Regions from separate parts of the Homo sapiens genome. Here region 2 is linked to region 1. The links are chromatin loops, found by intact Hi-C in ENCODE. Cell type or tissue: MCF 10A. All regions are shown on one strand. Each heading gives the region's core, and the rest is flanking DNA. Links, peaks and the distances in the headings are about the cores only.

Region 1 (11,072 bases), core at 1,152-9,151:
CATAGCTTCATACATAAAACTGAGTGCAGCATGGATAGATAATTAATAGAAAGTAAATATATCCCCCAGTGTTTTAAAAGATTAAATTTTACTTGAGTCATTTCACTCATTAAAACAAGAAGAATTTAAGCTCTGACTCTTGAAATAAAAAGTGAAATTGAACAAATGTTTATTGAACCTCTCTATGCCATATGTGATATTGGATGCTGGGGCTACAAAAATGGTTAATAGCTGGTCCTTAAGTGAGAAATGTATTCATGATTAATTTCAGCTGCATCCAGAGTTCCACTCCTTGAGGACAGAAACTGTCTCTTATCTCTGTATCCTTAGCATTTTAGCCTACTGGCCCAGAATTGACACTCAGTATGTGAATGGTTCAATGAATGAATGATTGAAAAAAAAAGCATAAGATACTCTGGGAAAGCAGAGAAGATGTAACTAACGTTTAGGGCTCGGGTTGGTGAGAGAAGGGTTAACAAAAACTTCTTGGAGGAGTCGATAGCTCAATTAAATCTAAAGAGTGAGCATGAGTTAGTAGGGGGGATTTTAAGAGTTGGAAGAGTGTTTTTGGCCAAAGAACCAGCGTAAGGAAGAGGCGTTGCAGCATGTAACCACAGATGCTGGTATTGCTGATACCCTGAAATATGAGATGAGGGTGGGAGAGTAGAGACCATTTAATGTGCACTTTGAGTAAAATGATTAGGGTCAGACTGTACTCAGTGACATACCCAATTTCTTCATCTGGATTATGAGGGGCTCCATTAGTTGACCTCAAGGGTCTTTTCTCATGCTTAGATTCTATTTTTCCCTATTATTAAGTTGGAAGTGAGGGTAATGAGATAATCCTAGATTTTTAACTAAAACACATTTTTAGACCTGTGCTAATTTTATGATAACACCTTTCTCCCCTCTCATTGAACTGTACTTATTTAATTGATCTCTCAGGTACTTTTGCTGTCTGTACAGTAGCATGAAATTGTTACCTAATTTTAGTTCATTCAATTACTCAAAGTGGAGCTTGGTTTATTTCAACTAAGCTACCTAAGTCCAGATAATATATTAGTAAGATGCTTGTGTTTAAGGTTTTCTTTGAAAAATGTAGCCTGTCCAATAAGCTGAACTGATTTTTGTTTTTCAGATGATTGTGAATTGGCAACTTAATTAATAGGAATTTTAGGTAGTGTTTAAGAATGCTATGGCACTTTATTTTATTTATGTTTTTCAAAGTTAAAGAGAGTATTCACGAAAAACTTCTTTTTTGAAAGATAAATTTTATTAATATTTTATGTGCTAGATTTAATAATTTCATTTATACTTAATTTAATTATATTTAATTTAACTATGTTTATATTTCATTTAATTAAAATACTTTATACTCTTTTTGGCACAAAATTAGAAAAATTTAATAGAATTTAAATTAAAGTGGAGAGTTCCAAGAAACATGGGAGCATATTGTTGAATATTTTCCTTGTGTTTTTAATAATTCAATAAAACACACACACATACATTTTAAGAGGAAAAATCTATTTCACTTTTTTTCCTCATTTTCTGCTTTTGAGTGTCCTCTGACATGCTAGGCCCTAAAACTGATATCTGATGACATATTGCAAGAATGTGCCTGGGAAGAAAATGGGCTTAGAGGCTTGACAGGAATTTCCTTCCACCAAGGAACATTTCTTCACCTTTTTTTCTCTCTTCTTCACCTTTCTATCTTCACTTCATCTTCTTATCCATTACCATGGAGGGAAAATTATATAATGGTCATGAATCTAAAGACCTCCAGGATTTCTGAAGCCATACCCACAAACAAATAAAAATAAATGCTTTATTTAGTGATGTCAGTTTAAAAATCGAGGTATACTTCCTCTACAGTAAAGTGCACTGTTAAATATTCAGTTCCATGATTTTTGACCCATGTAACTACCATCCAAAACAAGATATATAACATCTCCCTCGCCCCAGACATTTTCTTCATGCACTTTGTTCCTTCAATTACTCCTTCCAGGCAACCCGTTTCTGACTTCTGTCACCACAGATTAGCATTGCCTGTTCGTGGAAGCCATCACAGCATGTATGATTTGTGTCTGGCTCCTTCGCTCATCATAATGGTTTCTGAGGTTCACACACATCATTTCATAGAAGCCTGAAAGTGCCAATAATGTGTACAGACCATTTAGTGGTTTTATCCTATTATTGTACCCAATTGTCATCCAGCTGTCTGGCAGCTGTTGGCTGTTGGGTTAAGAGGGGCTGGGCAAGGAAGCAGGTTTAGAGTAAAACCTATCACACTGTGAGAAAACCGAACTCAAGATTCTACTCCCAGGACACTGCATCTGGAGACTCATTTCTCCATTGTAGACCCAGCCAAGATTGGGATGTAAGCAAGTTTATTTTTGCGCCTGATCAATTTACTTTGGCTTCCTGGAGCCCTTCTATTTTCCCTGTAGTGATCCACGAAGGGATCATTTTGTTCTACCAAGGAACAGTCTTCTCAGCATTTAAGGTGTTTTACCTTCCCAAAGCATATATACATTTCTTTAAACCTCTAATAGTGAGACTCCAGGTCTCATTCAGAGAACGGAATGTTCTTTAGGCAGGAAGTCACACACCTCAGTGCACATAATTTAGACCAGGGGTTGGCACAGTTTTTCTGCGAAGGGTCAATATTTTAGGCTTTGCTGGTTGTATTTTCTCTGTGGGAACTCTACTGTTGTTATCGAGAAAGCAACCATAAACATTACATGAACCAATAGGGTTGATTGTGTTCTGATAAAACTTTATTTAGAGAAACAGGTAGTAGCCTGGATTTGGCCTGTGGGCCATAATAGTATCTGACTCCTGTTTTAGACAGCTTTCTACTCCGCCTACTCATGAGGCTTGTGTAGCAAGCCTATCCTAGCAAAATACAGAGAATTAGTTTTCCAGAATACAGAAAGCTGAAAGGAACCTGGGGTTGCACCTGTTACAATCTCTCATTTTTAAGTGAAAACACTGAGTCTCAGAGTAGTAACTTTTCAAGGTCACAAGGAATCAGTGAAGAGTCCAGACAATTCAGTCTTTAACAGATTCTGATGGATATGAGTCACATTACTTCAAATATAGTGTCATGTTGACATTTGGAGAAACTGTCTTAGCTCATGTGTTTTAAAGGAATAAAAGAGAAAGAGAAAGAGAGAGAAACGGATATAGGAATTCATGTGGTAGTGTTCTGAAAACTTAACCAGGGGTCAGCCAAGAAAGGATGAGAGTTATACATTTGGCAAGTAGATTGATTAATGAAACAAAAAACAGCACTGTATATTGAACACTTTGTCTAAGTCTGTTTTAAAATTATATATGTATGATGAATGAATAATAAATAATTTTAACTGAGAAAATAGAGACCTCTAGATTCTCTGATATTCAGTTCATTCATCCATTTATTTTCTTTTTTTTTTTTTTTTAGCAAACATTAATCAAATATCTTCTCTTGAAGCCACCATGAAAGAGCAAAGCTAATCAAGACAGAGTTCCTGTGCTTGAGGAGCTTATATTGGAGCCCAGGAGAACTGGGAACCATTTCTTGTTTAGTACTGTATCCTCTAAAGAGGAAACAGGGTTTGCTTCATGGAGGACATGATACTTGAGTTGGACATGTGGATATGGTGTGATGTGTGTATATTGGTCTATAGATGAAGGTAGACGGTAGGGAGAGGGAGTCAATAATTCAGTCAATAATTCAGGTTGGATGTATTTAGAGATTGGCAAGGGAAGTAGTGATAGTTTTTGTAGATATGTTTGGCAGGGTTTAATTTGTGGGATGGGATTGGCTCAACAGACCAGTTGTCAAAGAGATGTCAGTTGTTTCAGCCAAAGCAGTTAAAATAAGTTAATAAAAGTGCCTCACTTTGGGAGGGTGTCTTCAACTCTATAGATGCCATATAGTCTATTGAAGTAATTAAAATATTGAATTAAATATTAAAGCATTGATTTTGAAAGAATCAGACTCAAGCAAAAAATTCTTTTAGTGCTCTTGAAGAGTTCATGCTTCCCCACAGAAAAAATACCCAAATAACTGGTAGAAACTACTTTACACATTGGAAGTAGCTGATTTAATAGCTACTAATCATAAACATATGCTGGAATCATAGTGGTTCAGCCAGAGTGCCAGTATTCGGACTTCACATTTAGTAGAGACATACATAGCTCTTACCCCCAGTGACTCACACTTTCTGTGTTTACCTTGGCTTGTGGTTGGATGATCCAGCTGGGTATCCAGTGTTGTGCACCAAAGGCACATGGGGTAAGCAGAGGGGGAAGGCTTTAACTCGACACTAATGAAACACTGGCTTGCCTTAGGCATTTTAGTAATTATGTGAATGCAAAAATATTACTAATAACAGAGCATATTGTGGAGGCCATCTCAAACCTGGTCATCTGCATTCAAGCTCATGGCCACAGGTGCTGTGGAATGCACCGTTTGCTGTGAAAGTGGTGAAGGAGATCCAGTTAGAGATTTTCTGCCTTCCTGGAATGACACCACCCCTAGAATAGAAATCTCCACATTCCCAAACAAGATTCAACCTAAATCAACAAATATTCGGTTCAACGAACCAGTTACTGCATCAATACCTATTCCGGGAAACTTTTACATCCAGGGTATCTTTACATTTATAGATACCATGACTATATTGTATACCTGGAGAGAGCTCTCACAGTATTAAGAGTGTTTCTCTGGTACATAGAGATTAGCTTTGAACAAGTATAGGGCAAGTTCAGTATAAAAATAGCACATGGCTAAAATAGGGCCTGGCTCGAGTGACTGCTGTGTTGGAGGCTGCCATCTGTGTTGTCTCCTTGAATCAGGACACTTCTGGGCAGCATTGCCATGATGGGCAACTTCTGTGGCTTGGATGTTTCTGGCTGATGTGAGAAAGCTGATGGAGGAGAGGCTGGGAGGACTCTGGGCATACCAGAAAATACCATATGAATAGGATGTTTCTGTTTTCAGAAGTGAAAAATGTTGGCAATCAACATTTAACAAGGTCAGGGCCCAAGAAGGTACTGTCTTCTAGTCATTTCTCAAGGAAGACAGAGAGGAAACCAAAGTCTTTCAGTATTTCCCACATGTTTACTGGAAATTATACAAATTGTTGACTAATAGGAAAACAAGGGAAATTAATCCTTTTTTAAACCCTCACATCCACAGTTTGTGGCCCATTTCCTAAATGGGAGTTTGGTCTGTGTTTCTAGTGCCTTCCTTGCATTCCCCTGTGGCTGTGTGATCTGCACAGGAGACCGTCAGTCACTAGTCTTGTGTGTCAAGATGGAGGCAAAACATATTTGTTTATGTAAATGTTTATGCATGCAATATGTTTATGCATATTTGCTTATCCTCATTCTAAGGTTGGAGATAAAGCTTCTAGCACATCTCTGACCAATATAATCATAACAACATTAGACAAAAATGTTTGAGCTAAAAGTCAAAATCATAACATTAGACAAAAATGTTTGAGCTAAAAGTCAATCAGTGCAAACAAGTGATCTGATCTGTTTGTATGTTATCCATTCAGTAGGCCATAGTATACTAAAAATAGAAATTCAAGAAAGGCTAGCTAAAATTATAGGTAGCAAATTAATAGCATATCTTATAGGAAAGTTAGAAATGTAAAAGCCAGATATTACTCTCTCTCCTACAAATATTCCTTGGTAGTATTGTTTGACAAAATGCTGGACTGGAGAGATATTTTCCTTTACCCAGGGTTTTATAGTCTGCTTTGATTGCATATAACCTGTCCAGCAATCAGTTTATAGGACATTTGAGCCCCAAGGACCCATAGAAAACATCTAACCTTATTTTTCAAATGAAGAAGGTGAGATGTTAATCAACTCAAGTCTCCAATGTTCTAACATTTCTATACCATTTTTTTAAATGGGAAGATCTCATCATGCTTTTTCACATTGTATTCTTACCATTCCTTCCATATAATATGTGGCATTAGAGTATAGCATCACTCTATCCACAGAGCGAGAGATAGCTTATATGTATGCAAAAACAGATTTTTGGGGAATGCTTAGCATCCATAGATTCAGGATTGTACTCTTTCTCAGGCCTTGGTATAGATGACATATTTAGAGTAGTAATATAATCAGTCTGCCCTTTGAAAAGGAGTATTTTAATGAAAATGAGTGTTCTATTTTAAAATTAAAAATTAGAACATAATTAATTTTCACTGACAGGTTATTCTCAAATAGTAAAGTGTAGGTAGCTTCAAAAATATACCCTCAGTGTACATTTAAAGTTCAGTGAGGATTCCAAGAAGGAAAAAGGGGTATCTTCAAAATGGCATTTGTGATGATCTCCAACTCAGTTTTCTTTTCTGGTTCCTTCCTTCTGTCTATTGGACTTTTCCTTTTGGAGAAGGCAACTTAAACTCCCATGCCTTACTGGGTGCCTACTCTCACGTGTCTCTGGGTCTGTGTGCGTGGTATTAATTGCTAACATCTACTGAGTGCTTCCTATAAAGCAAGCACTATTCCAAATGCTTTACATGTATTAAAGCCCCTAGGGTTTACTCCTATGAGGTAGGTGTTTTTTTGCTTCTAATTTTACAGATTTAGAAACTGAGATACAGGGTAACTAATCGGCCCAAGTGAAGTATGGTAATGTCAGCCTAAAACCCAATGCTGCTGCTGTTGCTTTTTAAAAATTGTGGTAAAATATACATTCCACAATACAGCTCATGCCTCTTAGCCATCACACTCTGTTCCCTTTCTATACATCCTACTTCCTTTGCCTGAAGAGCCTCTTCCCCAATCTTCACCTGGTAAGTACTATAGTCCTTGGAGATTGGGTCATATGTTACTGTGTTAGTCTGTTTCCTGTTTCTATAAAAGAATGTCAAAGACTGGATACTGTATAAAGAAAATAAGTTTGTTTAGCTCATGATTCTAGAGGCTGGGAAGTCCAAGTGCTTGGTGCTGTGTATGGCCAGGGCCTTTGTGCTGTGTCACAAGATGGTGGAGGACATCACATGGTGAGAGGGAAAGAGTGTGCCAGCTCAGGTCTCTCTTCTTCTTATAAAGCCACAGTCCCATCGTGGAGGCCCACCCTGATTACCTTACCTAATCCTAATTACCCTTCTAAGGCTCTACCTCCAAATATCACCAACACATGAATTTGGGGATTAACTTTTCATCACATAAAATTTAAGGGACATATTTAAAACATAGCACTTGACATTATCTAGAAAGCCTTCCTTAGTACCTTTTCGTGTTTTCTTCCAATCTGGGTCTAGATTATTTCCTTTATGCTACCAGTAAAACCTGGGCCAGTTAGAGCCATAAATTTATTATTTCCAAAGGTAATTATGATGTTACTCCTCTGTAGCTGACCCCTACCCCTGCACTGGACTGCAGCCTCCCTGAAAGCAGAAGTCAGGGTTTATCTTTCTGATCTCAGTACCTAGCAACGTACCCTAGAAATATTTATGGAATAGAGAGAGGGAGGCAATGTATGATTTTTTTTAATTGAAAAACAAAATAACTGACTGCTTAAAATTTTTCAGAGAAGACAATTTTTTAAATTTTTCAATGAAACATAGAAAATGATACACCAAAGAAACACAGAGAAATGTTAATCTACGTCAGGTTCCACATAGCCAGCTCCTAATATTTTCCCTTTGTCAGATTTTTATCTCTTGTAAAGAAAAAAAAAAAATCCCAAGAGGTGAAAGAGAAAGGAAATGCTTTTGTTTTTCAACTGTGAAACTGGAGTTTCCATGACCTCATTGTGAGGCCATCGCTCTTCTTGGAGGTATTAATAATTTGTCTCTTGTTAAAGTGCAGCATCTTAATTTAGGGCTCAGTGACTTAGGATGATTTAGAAGGGATCAGAAAACATAATTTTAAAGACTGGAAAATGATGGCCATGAGGAATATACATGGAAATTGATATTATTGGAGCTGGAGTATAGAAAGGCAAAATTCTCTGTGCTAATTGCATCAACAAGAAGAAAATATTGTCCCACTTGTGGGCACATACAAACTGGTTCTCTACGGGGGTGTCCACCCCTAGAGTGAACTGCCAGCCCTGGCAACAGCAGTTGCTCCCTGCTAGCAGCGTCATAGATCACAAAATAAAATAGTGCTGTCTCTTTGTAATTGTGTAAGCCATAACATTTGCTGTATAATTTTCTTTTCTGATTTAACTTGATTTTCTGTCCTTGAAATTTCCTAGGGTTATAAACATAATTGGTGATTGCTAAGACAAGAAGCCAATTTTTCTATTATAAGAAATAGCAAAGTACCTTCCGTTTTTGAAGCCTTGCTTACAAAACTTAAAAAAAAAAATTCCAGGCATCTGGGAAATTCAAATTCATAAAATAATGTTTAATTAGAAAGTAAAGGAAGCTACACTTGTAGAACAGAGTAATTTGATTATATTTTAACTATTAAATAATTTTCAAGGTGGTCATTATTATATGCACTTAATTGACATTAGATTATATTAAGAATTTAATTTTAGCTCCCTTTACAAATTGGCCAATGCCCATTCACCCTTGGTAGACTAATAAGGTTTCTACTGAGCCGTGTTTTTTATTAATCCTCATTGCTACTCTCAGATAAAAGACACGAATAGGACCAATGGAATTCTTTCCACTATTGAGTTCTATAAACACAATTTCTGGAGCTGTTTCAACAGAATGTGAGCATTATTATAAATTATTGGGAACTCAGACCCAAATCAAAACAATGAAGCAAAACAGACCTTCCTGCCTGTTCTGATTGCATCACTGTCCTCACAAGTCAATAAACGTCTAGCGCTTCACTTTAAAATTTCTTACAAGCTTTTTCTTGGTTCTCTTTCTCTAACTTGGTCTCTCACAATCTTTTTGTGTCTAAATTTGAGATCATTTGTGTCTTCAGTGCAAACCTCATGGAGAATAACAAAGATTCCAGTCTCAGCAAAACCACGAAGTGCTAAATCCACCTCAGCCTCTGCATGAGAAAGACCATGTCTAAGGAATGCTGTGAATTGGGCTCTGGAAGCTTCTCAGGCTCAAAGTCAGTTCTTGCCTGGGAGTGCTGTGTGACACAGCAGGCTTTTCCTTCTCTCAGCTTAAGAGTATGGACCAGTGACAGTGAGGCCTTTTGTTCCGCTCAGCACTCTCTGACCACCCCTGGTCACAGTTCAGGAATGCAGAAGTTTGGGCTTCTAAGAAATTAAGCTAGTATCGTTGCACCAAGTCATGGGTTTATGTTTTTGCTTTATATGTTCATAAGCATTTTATTTGCTTTCATTTTTTACCCACTAATTGGCAATACTTTTTTTTTTCTGTTGTTGCTATAAATACTACGTAGGGGTTTTAATGAAGTATTAATAGACCCTCAAGCTTTTCCTAATAAATCAGAGGGTTTTGTATCTTACAGAAATGTTGCTTAGTTGAGTGATTCTGGGTCTAGACTAGATGTAATTTGCGAGGAGGGAGAGAATAAAGGGATTTGTAATATTTAGGGACCCAGTTTGAAATGGTACCAATGGATTTATTTTGTATTTTTTTAAGGGAAGAGTTGTTGAAAGAGACTATTAAATAATGTCTGCTTATTTTCAGGACAATATTGTAATTGCAAAAGCTTAAAGTAGGAAAATTAGTTTGAGATGAGAGCCACTGCTCTTGTCTAAAAAGAAATTTCTTCAAATTAGTCTTTAAATTTTTTTTGGATATTCCTATTTTATCGAATGCAAAGTGACAATAAGAACAGATACTGTGTTTTCTTGAGATCAAATTGAGATCAACTGTATTTTTTCTTCTTTGTCTGCTATCTGTGTGTGTGTGATTCACAGAGTTAATGCAATCTTATGATTTACTCTGTAGCATACAAGAAAGTTTCAGTTTATTCTATAAATGCAGACCACACTTTGAAGAACATAATATATATAACCTCACATAGTGTGAAATTTGAATTTGATGTTTAAAGATTATTCTTAATAAAGTGGGTATTTTCCAAATTAAATGAAAAGATAATATTTGGTGAAATTAGATTGAATTGGTTGAGGCATTTTATGTTTGCCACTGTTTTTAAAGTTTGAGTTCTGATGGTCTTCCAGAGGCGTAGCTACTGTATGTTCCGATTCTCTAGTAGCGTTTCATCTTCAAACACTTTACCCCTCGCATACCAATTTTTGTCTTAGTAAATATGGCCTCTGCCCATAAGAGACAGAAGAGGTTGCTGAAATTCTTAAAGGAATCTAATTGTAAAGCTGACACACAGAGCCATGCTAACTTTTTGTGACTAGGATTTGCTCAAATTCTGGTCTGCACTAGCACATTTCTTCTTCAGTATTACATCAATAGCTCTAAAATATATTATACAATTGATTTCTGCAATTATTTCATTTGTTCTTAAAGTCTACTTATCTCAAATATGACCATTTGCATGAAATAACAAGGTAGCAGGTAGGAAGAATACTGTTTAAAACATTATCGTAGAGTGGAATATATAATTTATTTTTGGCCATGTGACTCTGCAGCTGTAATTACTTTCCTTAAATCTTTAGTGATATTTACTTCTTTCTATTAAATGTGGTCTTCAGTCCTTATTGCAGTTTCTTCCAAACGGTACCACAAATCCAACAACTATTATGGCAAACCCATTAATGATATGTCATTATCATCATGAGATTAAACTGTATTTGGATAAGTAGAGCCATTTAATGTTGTTAAATCGTACTAGAAGAAGGGAATACAGCTCTATACTGGGTATCATAAGCAGGATAAATTTAAATACTAAGATTTTAAGAATCCATGCTGGCTAAGAAAGGGAGAGCATTGTCAAAATTCTCAAATCACGGAGTAGGATAGAGTTGGCAGTTGTCTCCCTGATACTAATTCACCGATGGCATGAAGTAGCTTTCCAGAACTAGTGACCAACTGTGCCCTCCAGCATCCATAATTTGGTGGACTGAGATAAGGGTAAAGTAATGAAACTTAATGCTTCAGGGCATATGTAAACTGTTCTTTTGCAGAGATAGGACAGGAATTTTCTCCATTCATTCTGCAGGTCAATTTCCCAAGGATCTTCATAAGTAA
Region 2 (11,072 bases), core at 1,777-9,776, 120 kb before region 1:
GCTATGTTAGCCAAAACAGCATGGTGATGGCATAAGAACAGACACATAAACTAATGGGACAGAATAGAGAGCCCAGAAATAAATCCACATACTCATGGCCAATTGGTTTTTGATGAAGATGGCAATAAGAACACAAAATTGGGCAAAAGACAGTCTCTTCAACAAATATTCCTGAGAAAACTGGATATTCACATGCAGAAGAGTGAAATTAGATTCTAATCTCACACCATATACAAAAATCAATTCAAAGTGAATTAAAGAGTTAAATGTAAGACATGAAACTGTAAAACTACTAGAAGAAAACATAAGGGGAAAGCTCCATGACATTGGTCTAGGCAAAGATTTTTTGGATATGATACCAGAAGCACAGGCAACAAAGGCAAAAATAGACAAATAGGACCAAATCAAACTAGAAAGCTTCCATACAGCAAAGGAAACCATCAACAGAGTGAAGAGATAACCCATAGAATGGGAAAATACATTTGCAAACCATGCATCTGATAAGGGACTAATATCCAAAACATATAAGGAACTCAGACAACTCAATAGTAAGAAGACAAATAACATGATATTAAAATAGACAAAGAGCCTAAATAGACATTTCTCAAAAAAAGACATGCAAATGGCCAACAGGTATATGAAAAAGCTGCTCAACATCACTAATGAACAGAAAAATGCAAATTATAAACCACAATGAGGGCTGGGCACAGTGGCTAACACCTGTAATCCCAGCACTTTGGGGCACTTTGGGAGGCCAAGGCCAGTGGATCACGAGGTCAGGAGATTGAGACCAGCCTGGTCAACATAGTGAAACTCCGTCTCTACTAAAATACAAAAAAGTAGCCGGGTGTGGTGGTGCACGCCTGTAGTCTCAGCTACTCAAAAGGCTGAGGCAGGGGAATCGCTTGAACCTGGGAAGCAGAGGTTGCAGTGAGCCGAGATCGTGCCACTGTACTCCAGCCTGGCAACAGAGCGAGACTCCATCTCAAAAAAAAAAAGAAAGAAACAACAACAATGACAACAACAAAAACCGCAATGAGATGTTACCTCACATCTGTCAGAATGGCTGTTATCAAATAGATGGAAGGTGACAAATGTTGGAGAGAATGTGGAGGAAAAGGAAACTTGTACACTGTTGGTGAAAACGTAAATTAGTAGAGCATTATGGAAAACTGCATGGAAGTTCCTCAAAAAAGTAAAAATAGAATTACCATACTATCCAGCAATCCACCTGCTTGGGTATTTATCCAAAGGAAAGGAAATCAGTATATCAAAGAGATGCCTGCACTCCCACATTCATCGCAGCACTATTTACAATAGCCCGGATATGGAATTAACTTAAGTGCCCATCAGTGGACAAATGGATAAAGAAAATGTGCTGTACATACACAATGGAATACTATTCAACCATCAAAAAGAAAGAAATTTTGTCATTTGTGACAACATGGATAAACCTGGAGGATATCATATTAAGTAAAATAAGCCAGGCACAAAAAGACAAATACCACATAACCCAACTTATATATGGAGTATAAAAAAGTCAATCTCATAGGAAGAGAGGACAAAATGGTGGTTACCAGAGGTTTGGGGTGGGGAGGTTGGGAGATGTTGATCTAACGACACAAAATTTCAGGTAGGCAGGAGGAATAAGTTCAAGAGATCTATTGCACCTCATTTGACTGCAAAAAATAAGAACACATTATGTAATGTTACCTTGAAAATTTCTGAAGAGAAGACATTAAGTTTTCTTACTGCAAAAAAAAAAAAATGGTAAGTTTCTGAGGTAATGCTTATATCCAATGGCTTGAGTTAACCCTTCCACAATGTGTACATCTACCAAAATGTCATGTTGTACTCCATAAATATATATATATAATTTTTACTTGTTAATTGAAAAATAATATAGAATAAAAGAAAAACACAGTGGTAAGAACATAAACTGTGGAGCCAGGCAGCATAAGTTTGGTTCCCTACTCTGTCATCTATTAGCTGAATAGACTTGGGCAAATAACTCAGCCTTCTGTGTCTCAGAGGTGTTATCTATGTGTATCGATATAAGGCTGTAAATAGGGCCTTCCTTAAATAGGGTGGGGATAAAATGAATTAGCTAATATTGTAAAGCACTTAAACTACTGCCAAACACATAGTAGGTGATCAATAAATACAAGCTGTTTGTAATTTCTAGTAACTTATGAAAGAAAAACAGTAGTTACCATAGAAGGATTCCATGGTTTTATTTTCACAAGCATTTCTGTATCAGCTGTCTAGTGTAGCTAACAAAGAATTTTTTGCTTTCTACCTTAAAGTCACAATGTCTTTTTTTAATGCCACAAATATTATTAATCAAAATTTGCCTCACCACTTAATTTCCAATAATAGAATAGTTAAGAAAAAGCTGTAGCTACTTAATGCTATATTACGTATTTTTAAATGATAACATGAGGACTATGTATCCAAATGGAACCATACTTTCAACATAATAAGTGAAAAAAGGAGAAGTGTAAAATTATGCAAATACTATGATGACATGTATATGAAAAAAATAGACTGGAAGGAAAAGACCAAAATTATAACAGTCTTTATATTAGTAACTTGAAGTTATTAATATTTCCCTTATTTTCCAACATTTATTGTTATGTGACGTAGCTACATCATAATAAAATAATGCACCATCCCAATGCATTTCTTACTTCACATTAGAACAAACAAAACACCCATCTATAATCTGTTATAACAACTTTAACGTTCCATGTATGCGAGAGGGTGAGTTTTGTATAAAATAAAAGGCTAAGCATGTTCAAGAATATCACAAAAGATGAACAAAAACCTTTAGAAAGAATAAGAATCTAAGTCCTTCCATTAAAAAAAATACATTTTCCTTAACAGCTAAAATTGGCAGTCTGTGCTAAGAAAACACTAGAGAAGCCAGGAGGAAACCTGAGGCTGCTTACAGTTCCACTGTGGAAGCGCTTCTGACAGATGGAGGCTTCCTTTCCCCCTCTATTTCAGGCCTGCAGGAACTCTGACCAAATCAGGGCCAAGGTGCCAATGTGAACCTCAGCCTGCTCCTTCCCGTGGCTGGGTCCCGTGACTCTATGACTCTACTTGATCCTTACACTGAACAGGGCCCCAGCTGGTCCCAAGATCTCTGTGGTCTCTCACTCCAGCTATTCTTGCCTCATCCATGTCATGCCTTCTGCCCTCCCCATCCTTCCATCTCCTCCTCTGTCTTCCTGTCTTTGGACATCAGTAGGTCAGTTCATGGGTGTCACTGGACATAGACAAAAATGGCCACCTGCCATTGCTGGGCCAACCAGTTGCAGAGGGACTGAAGGCACTTTGGGGTGGCCAGTCGTTATTCAGCGTGGCAGCAGGGCAGCCAGAAGCTCGGACACCTGCTTGTCTGATTTGAATTCACAGCTTCACCATTTATGAGCAGGCTGACTTTAGACATGCCAATTCAACTCGTGAAGCCTCCATTTCTCCATCTGGAAAGCTGGGATGATCATGACAATATCTACTGCATCGTGTTCCTGTGAGGAATCAATAAACTACTATATGAAGTATTGGCATGGTCATTGCTCAATGGAAGCTTTTAATGGAAACTTCAGCTCAAGCTTCACCCTTGAGATATTAGTCTCTGCAAGTCTTTTCTGAATCCTTCCGTAGCCTTTGAGCCAGTTCCTTTCCTCCTACTCATCCTCCTCTTCCACTGAACAGTATGTGACTCTATAATGGCAGGAAAAAAAGAGAGCCTGATAAACTTCTCTATTTTCATATCTAGAGAACGACACAGCCTTTACCAGGAGCATGGTGAGAACCACCATTCAGTCCTGTCTCAGCCTGAGTCTTTATTTTCATCCAAAGTGATTAGGCAATTTGTACAAAGTCTTTGCTACAAGTGGTGTATCAGAAATACAAACCATATTTGTCAATAACACCAAAGTCCACATATATTCCACATATTTATGTTAATAAATTTTTTTGTTTCCTTTTCTTTTTAAGAGGATTGATTGAAGCTTCAAGGAATGAATGAAGCATCAGCAGGAGAGGAACTAGGGTCACAGGCTGCCCCCTAAATCCTGGTACCTCTCAAATCACACCACCTAAGAGAACTTTGAGACACAGAGGGGCAGAGTGTCCTGTCATCCTTTGTCCCCTGTGCAGCCCTGCACCTCCGTGTGGGAGGGCGGGAGCAGCCACAGAGGAAAGCCCAGGCACCTCTTGGCCACCTTGCTTAATGCAAATAAAATTTCTGCGGAAATCTAGTATAAATCTTTGTAAATTGGATCGTACTTTCAATTGACATTTAATTTCAACACTGTGTTCCATGAAGAGAAAATAAATTGGCCCTGAGATCACAAAGGAACTCAGTAAACCATTTGCAATTGTACATTTAGCCAAAAAGTATTAGAAAATGTTTTAACACATCCAATTAAGTAAAATAATGATAAAAATACAGCAGAGCAGAGACCACCAGAAACTGTACATGAAAAGGAGTAAGATCTCATTTCACTGGAACAGCTCCTGGGATTTGAGGGCGTAGATTTTTTCTTTTAATGAAAATTACTCTCAAGGTTCTATTCTTTGAACAACTCTTCTCTCCCCACAGTTCTCAGTGGATCTCTATCACCCATCAGCCTCTAGAAACATCAGCTCCTCCAGCATCAAACTCTTTTCCCTCCTTTGTGATCACAACTTTTTTTTAAAAGAGTTATTTAACCTGCCACCCATTAATAAATAAGTATAACTAAAGACGTGCATTTAGCCATGCTGATTTAAGTCAGTGTCACTGAAATATTTTTGCCGAAGTCATCAGAAAAGCATCTCTAAGCAAACCTCCTGAACATTATTATCATCCTTGCAGCCTGTGTTCTATTACAGAAAGTGGGAATTCTGCATTCCACCTGAATATATAACCATTGTGCTTTTTATTACAGAAACATTTTAAGTTACAAGTTATATTGCTTTAATTTCTCCCCCACCCTCCCACATTTTTGAGGAAAATTGATGCCATTTATCCTGTGGACTGCTTCATATCCCAGAGGTCATGTAACCAAATTTGAGAAGCACACACTACAGAAACCAAAACAGGACAATAGGCAGACAGCTCAGCCTCAGGAATGTTAAGCACAGAGGATCCTATCCTTCCATCTATGTTCTAACAATCCATTGGAAAGTGGAGACATTATTATTATTATTATTATTATTATTATTATTATTATTATTTGAGACAGTTTCGCTATTGTTGCCCAGGCTGGAGTGCAATGGCATGATCTCAGCTCACCACAACCTCCACCTCCCAGGTTCAAAACGATTCTCCTGCCTCAGCCTCCCGAGTAGCTGGGACTACAAGCATGTGCCACCAAGCCCAGCTAATTTTTTTGTATTTTTAGTAGAGATGGGGTTTCTCCACGTTAGTCAGGCTGCTCTCGAACTCCTGACCTCAGGTGATCCATCCGCCTCGGCCTCCCAAAGTGCTGGGATTACGGGTGTGAGCCACCGTGCCCGGCCAGTGGAGACTTATTTTGAAGGGGGTAAATTTAAAGCAACATTCTTTAGATGTGCCATCTGCAATAGCATCAGGTATAAAGGCGTAGGTCCTGAAGTGGCTGTGCCCACAGTGACAACACAGGGGAGGAGCAGTGTCCCTGCTCCACGAGAAGATCATAGGAATGTCACCAGGACAGAAGTGCTGAGGAAGGTATCTCATTTCGTCTACATTAGCCTGCTAGGGGCTCAAAGCAAAGAATGAGCAATATGTAAATGAGGACAAGGAATGATTAATCCTCAAAGTTCGACTGCCTTTTTCCAACAGTTGCCTCATTTCTTGGATATTTGCCCATTAGGCCTCTGTCTTTTTTTTTTTTTTTTTTAGGGTTTTCCATCTTCTCTCCTTCATCTCTCCCTTTTCTGTGGGAGCTCTTGCCATGCTAGCCAAACACACAGAAAACGTGCTGGAGAAGGAGAAGGTTATGTCCTTCTAAAAGGATCCATGAATGTGTCTCTTTTTGAATTTCAAATACTGCAGCTAGATTTGCAAACCTTTTCAAAGTCATCGAGTTCTATTGGCAATAATATTTGATCATCATGTGGTAAACACCCACTAGGAGCAAATGTTATCAACCGAATGGAATTCTAGCCACTATGATATTTCAGCTCTGACGAATAAAGAGGTGGGGGAAGGCAGAGCAGGGAAGAGTTCTTTGGGGTCAGTAATTACATGATAAGCCTGGGAAAAGGCTTACTCACATCTAAGAATCATTAAAGGGAGAGCTATAGTTTTGGCCAAGAGATATAAAGATTTGAAAAAAGATATTAAGTTGAAATCCTTTACTTAAAATGAAATAAACTGTACTTGACATTTGGAAACTGCTGCTCCAGCAAAGATAAAGGCACTAAGGTTTCCAAATGGAAGGTTGAGATAGAATGTGGAGGCTTCCTGAGATTCTGAAGTATAATTTAGAAACTAGAAGCAAAAACTCAGATTCTTGGAAGATGTTCAGTAAAGGAAATATTTTTCTTGGCACGATGTGCTTCATTTTTCTTAGAGAAAAATTAGAAAAAAAGAACAGGCCGAGGAGGGCCAGTTTGCATAAATGGGGCAGAGGCTGTAATAAAAAATAAACAGTGCAAACTCATTTCTTTTGGGCTCAACAAAGCAGGAGACAGCAAACAAATAAAAATGAAGAAAAGTAATTTGATCAGAAAATATTTGTTTATTTTAAATCAAAAGCTATATGAATATTTTTTAGATATTAAAAAAATTATTTTTTTTAGATTCAGGGGGCATATGTGCATGTCTGTCACATGAGTGTATTGCATTGGTGGGGATTAGGCTTGTTATAATATCTGTTACTCAAATAATGAATATTGTATCCAAGAGGTAATTTATCAGCCTTCGCCCTCCCACCCAACTTCCTCCCTTTGGAGTCCCAGTGTCTGTTATTTCCATCTTTATGTCCATGTGTACCGGTTATTTAGCTCCCACTTTCCAGTGAGAACACGTGGTATTTGGTTTTCTGTTTCTGACTGAGTTAGTGCACTTAGGCTGATGTTCTCCAACTCCATCCATGTTTCTGCAGAGGATATGACTTCAGTTCTTTTTTATGGCCACAAAAAGCTGTCTGAATTCTAATCAAAGGAATTATGAGAAGGCTTAAATGTAGAGTGACCAGCAGCAGCAGTAGCATGTACACAGTATTGAACCTGGTAAGACACCCAAATCCTAATCTCCCCAAATCCTGAAATGGAGAATAGAAAGTGTTTAACTGGAGAGAGACAGAACCCATATCTAAATCAGCAAAAGGGCTCTGAGAAACTCATCAGCCTCGAAATCCTCCATCTCTGATTTATGGGATGATCTTCACCACGGGCTCTCTGGATGGAGATGGTGGATGGGAATCATGTGTGACATGTCTGCTTGCCTGCATTTAAACACAAGTATCCCAGTGTTCCTAGACAGACACTCTGTTTCTGCAATCTCTAGCATTGTTTTGGTTTGGTTTGGTTTGGTTTTAGCATGAAAATGTGTACTAAATCATGGCCGGCTGTTTCTCCTTCACGTTTTCAATTTACACATAATTGGGAACCTGTTGGTCAGGTTTGGGCCAGAACAGGCCTCTAGAACAAAATTGTAAAACTAACAGTGGAAATTAACAATAGAAACTCTGCGAGAAATTCAACTCCAGTATTCAGAACCACCAGTTCTGGTAACACTTGCAAACAGTTTCAAGATATAGTCTTGTTTTTAAAATCTTTTTATTTGACTTGAGACTGAATTTTCACAGACTCCTTATGAAACTGCAAAATGAAATGATATCAAAGAGCAGAATTGTAGATATCATAGGGTGTTGAGTTTTCTCAGACAAACCTCTCTCTTCGGCCTAAATTTGAATCCCAACATGCTTATTACTTTAATTCGGGAGTTTCCAAATTCCAGTGACTCTCTGAGCCACACTTAAACCACCGCACCCTTCTGAGGAGATTGGAGAGCGATGTCTGACTCCAACATCAATCCAGCCTCTCCTTTCCCTGCTTAGTAAACATGCTTTTGATGTTACTAAACACATAGCCATCAAGAAAAGCACCATGTAACAAGGTACCTGATGTCTATCTTTCCAGACGGATATATGAAACTTTAATTATCTAGAGTCTCAGTAACAAGAAAGTTCAAATAACTGAGTATTTTTCTGTTTACAGAGTAAAAAGCCAAGGGTGACAAAACACAAGAACTTGAGTTGTCTTCAAGAGAACATTTCTAGTTTATGTTTCAGACTCTGCAAACATTCAGGTCATCTCCCAGGTCTTCTGTGTAGATACGGGTTTCAATTCTCACTCACCTATATTTCCTTGTGTGGTGTTGAATAGTAAATGGAAGCACGTATATTGAGTTTTCACGGCTATTAGACCCCAGCAAAAAACCGTGTGTTTTCCCAAATGCTTTCTCAGTTGCCACTCTCAAACAACTCGGAGGCAGGTACCATCGTCACGGTGTCAAACTCCAGATAGCTTCTCCCTGGGTCATTGTTCTTTACCATGGGCGCCTCTACCTCTCAAGTAACATGCGCTTTGAGCCGCCAATAAAATGAGGATATGGACCACATCAAAGTTTCTCATTCAATCTTTCTTTGGACAAATGTAAAAACATCAGTATCATCTCCCACATATCTCTTGAGCTACATTGTCTGAAATGTATATGAAAATTATATAAAATTATACATTGATGTATCCAATGGTAGAAAAGAAAAAAGATATTCAATGTAAAGCAAATTCGATATTATAATTTTATATTTAAAAAATAAAAATCATACCCATTATGATCGTACCCTGAGTCCCCAGAAAAGAGACAAGCAGTCTTCAACCAGCCAAAAAACAAACAAAAAAGAAATAAAAACAAAAGAAAAAAAGGGAAAACAAATTTGCAATAAAGTAGAAGGCATTTACAGATCCCCTCTTGTCAAAACATTCAAGTACTCATTTCTGTGGGAATATATCAGCTAGTAACCCCTCCAATTCCTACAGATTCCCTTGTGAAGCATTTGAGGTCAAATACTCATATGACAATTTAGAAGTATGTTGCCCTAAGATTTTTCACCCTGACTCATTGATTTGAGAGTTGGGACTCCAGTAACAAGAAACATAATGTCAGCAGATATTCCAATGGACCTCGGCACATTCCTTCCAGAAGCTTCCAGCTGCCAGCAGAGGAGCATGGCAGATATAGCTGAGGACACGGGGGGTTTCCAGTGGCATAGTTACCACAAGTGCAGCCGGACAAAAATAGATGGAGATGTGGCAGGGCAAGTGATCTGAAATTTCCTTAGGACTCCTCTGCGACTAGGGGTATTTTTCATAGCATCTATTCTGAACTCCATCTGCCACTGTTTGACTGTTTGAAACAAGACATTCCTCTACTCAGAACATTATGTCAACTGACCATGATGAGCTGGGTCCTTTGCAGGTTCTGGGCTGTTTCCTGTGGCTCTCTGAGTTATTAGGATGCCCTGCTTTTATCACTTATGTGCCATTTTATTAAAGGTCATGCAGAAAAAAACTGCTTAAATTTTTTAAAATATGTAATTATTAATGAGATCTGACCTTGAGAGCAGCTATTCATCCCTGGAGTGTTGGGGAAAACAGGAGAAGTGTTTGCTGTCATTCTGCCAGGCCTTGGGTGTTCTTTCCTAACCAGCACACTGTGGGAGTTATATGGTGAGCCGTGGGGAGTGCTGTTTACTTGAGCTGTGATAGACTGTAAGATGGGGGTTGAGGGTCTCAGTGTGAGAACATGCTTGTAGCTATGATAACTCAAGACAGCCAAGTTTTTGAAACTACCTTGGTCTTAAATTCAAATTTGATTCCAAATGCTTGAAAAGTCTGTCCTGAATCAGGCCGAGTTGATGGTAAATTGTCTTTTCTTTAATCTTTGGAAATAATTCCTGATAAATATGATATTAAGAACTATGCTCATACGTTAACTTTTCTTAAAATCTTTCCATGAATTTACCAATTGTCTTTACACTAGAGCATGTGTGTGTGTGTGTGTGTGTGTGTGAGAGAGAGAGAGAGAGAGAGAGGAAGACAGAGGGAGAGAGAGACAGAGAGGCAAAGAGAGACAGAGACAGAGAGAGAATGAGATTTGGCAAGTGTCATGATTAATACCATTTTAGTAAGATGATCCCTGCAACCAAAATCACTCTAATTATACAAAACCATGATGAGAACTTGACTCCTAGCTTTAACACCACTGAATTCTGACTTAAACTGCCTCCCTTTTCTTTGCTATTGGGACACTTTTACTTTATTTTTTATTTTTTTAGAAATGGGGTCTCACTATGTTGTTCAGGCTGGACTCGAACTCCTGGGCTCAAGTGATCCTCCCACCTTAGCTTCCCAAGTAGCTGGGACTACAGGGATGAGCCACTGAGCCCAGCTGGGGCAATTCTATTGATATTACACATCACTGAAGAAAGTCTCAACAGAGCTGACAAGACCCTGTTAAAACAGTGTTGTTTTCAGCAGGGAACACTGCTGATCGAAGTACACATCCAGCATGACTAAAATTCCACCTTTCTTTTGTACCACCTCAAATTTGTCCTATAGAAGTACTGGTATCTTTATTTAAAAAACAGAAAAACAAACCAAACTAAGATGAATTGAGTACCTTCTGTGCACCAGATATTTTATTTTCATCCTCTCTGTAATCCTCCCACAAAAGCTATGAGTTATTACTGCCAATTTACAGAATATGAAAATGAAAGAAGTTATAATGCTAGGTTTTTCTAATCCCATTTTCCAGCATATTGTGCTTTTAAAGTAGTAAAATATGGTATGGGATGACAAAAAAACCATTATTTTTGTGAATCATTCTAAATTCAGAATCACATAATTATATGAATTTATATCCCCCCTCAAAAAAAGAGTATATGCTGTGCAAGTTGAGATAGGACTGAGGCCTCATGAGCCCCAGAAAATTGTCTGATACGACGTTACAAAGCTTCTATTGCAAGCGTAAGCCTCACTCTAGTTCAGAGACTTCCAAAGAATTGAATCACCAATGAGGCAATGTT

Evidence for each region. Peaks named below come from ENCODE experiments on the same cell type or tissue, not always from the same donor. Only the 100,000 strongest peaks of a DNase experiment are listed, where the experiment ranks them.
Region 2: a loop joins it to region 1, with 3 times the contacts of the local background. A loop is called at or near these places in 5 of 110 quality-filtered maps.

The regions. Positions count from the first base shown.
Region 1 is chr18:6,743,645-6,754,716 of GRCh38, forward strand. The region is part of intron 1 of ARHGAP28 (Rho GTPase activating protein 28); the gene reads left to right. Among named protein-coding and RNA genes, the nearest start is that of ARHGAP28-AS1, 19 kb to the left of the region's middle. RefSeq lists enhancers at 8,318-8,893, 8,894-9,469. In MCF 10A, for the core only: no CTCF peak of the experiment used is centred there; a DNase peak (open chromatin) is centred at 4,227.
Region 2 is chr18:6,618,681-6,629,752 of GRCh38, forward strand. All of the region lies in intron 2 of LOC107985176 (a long non-coding RNA gene), which reads right to left. Among named protein-coding and RNA genes, the nearest start is that of ARHGAP28, 110 kb to the right of the region's middle. In MCF 10A, for the core only: no CTCF peak of the experiment used is centred there; a DNase peak (open chromatin) is centred at 5,791.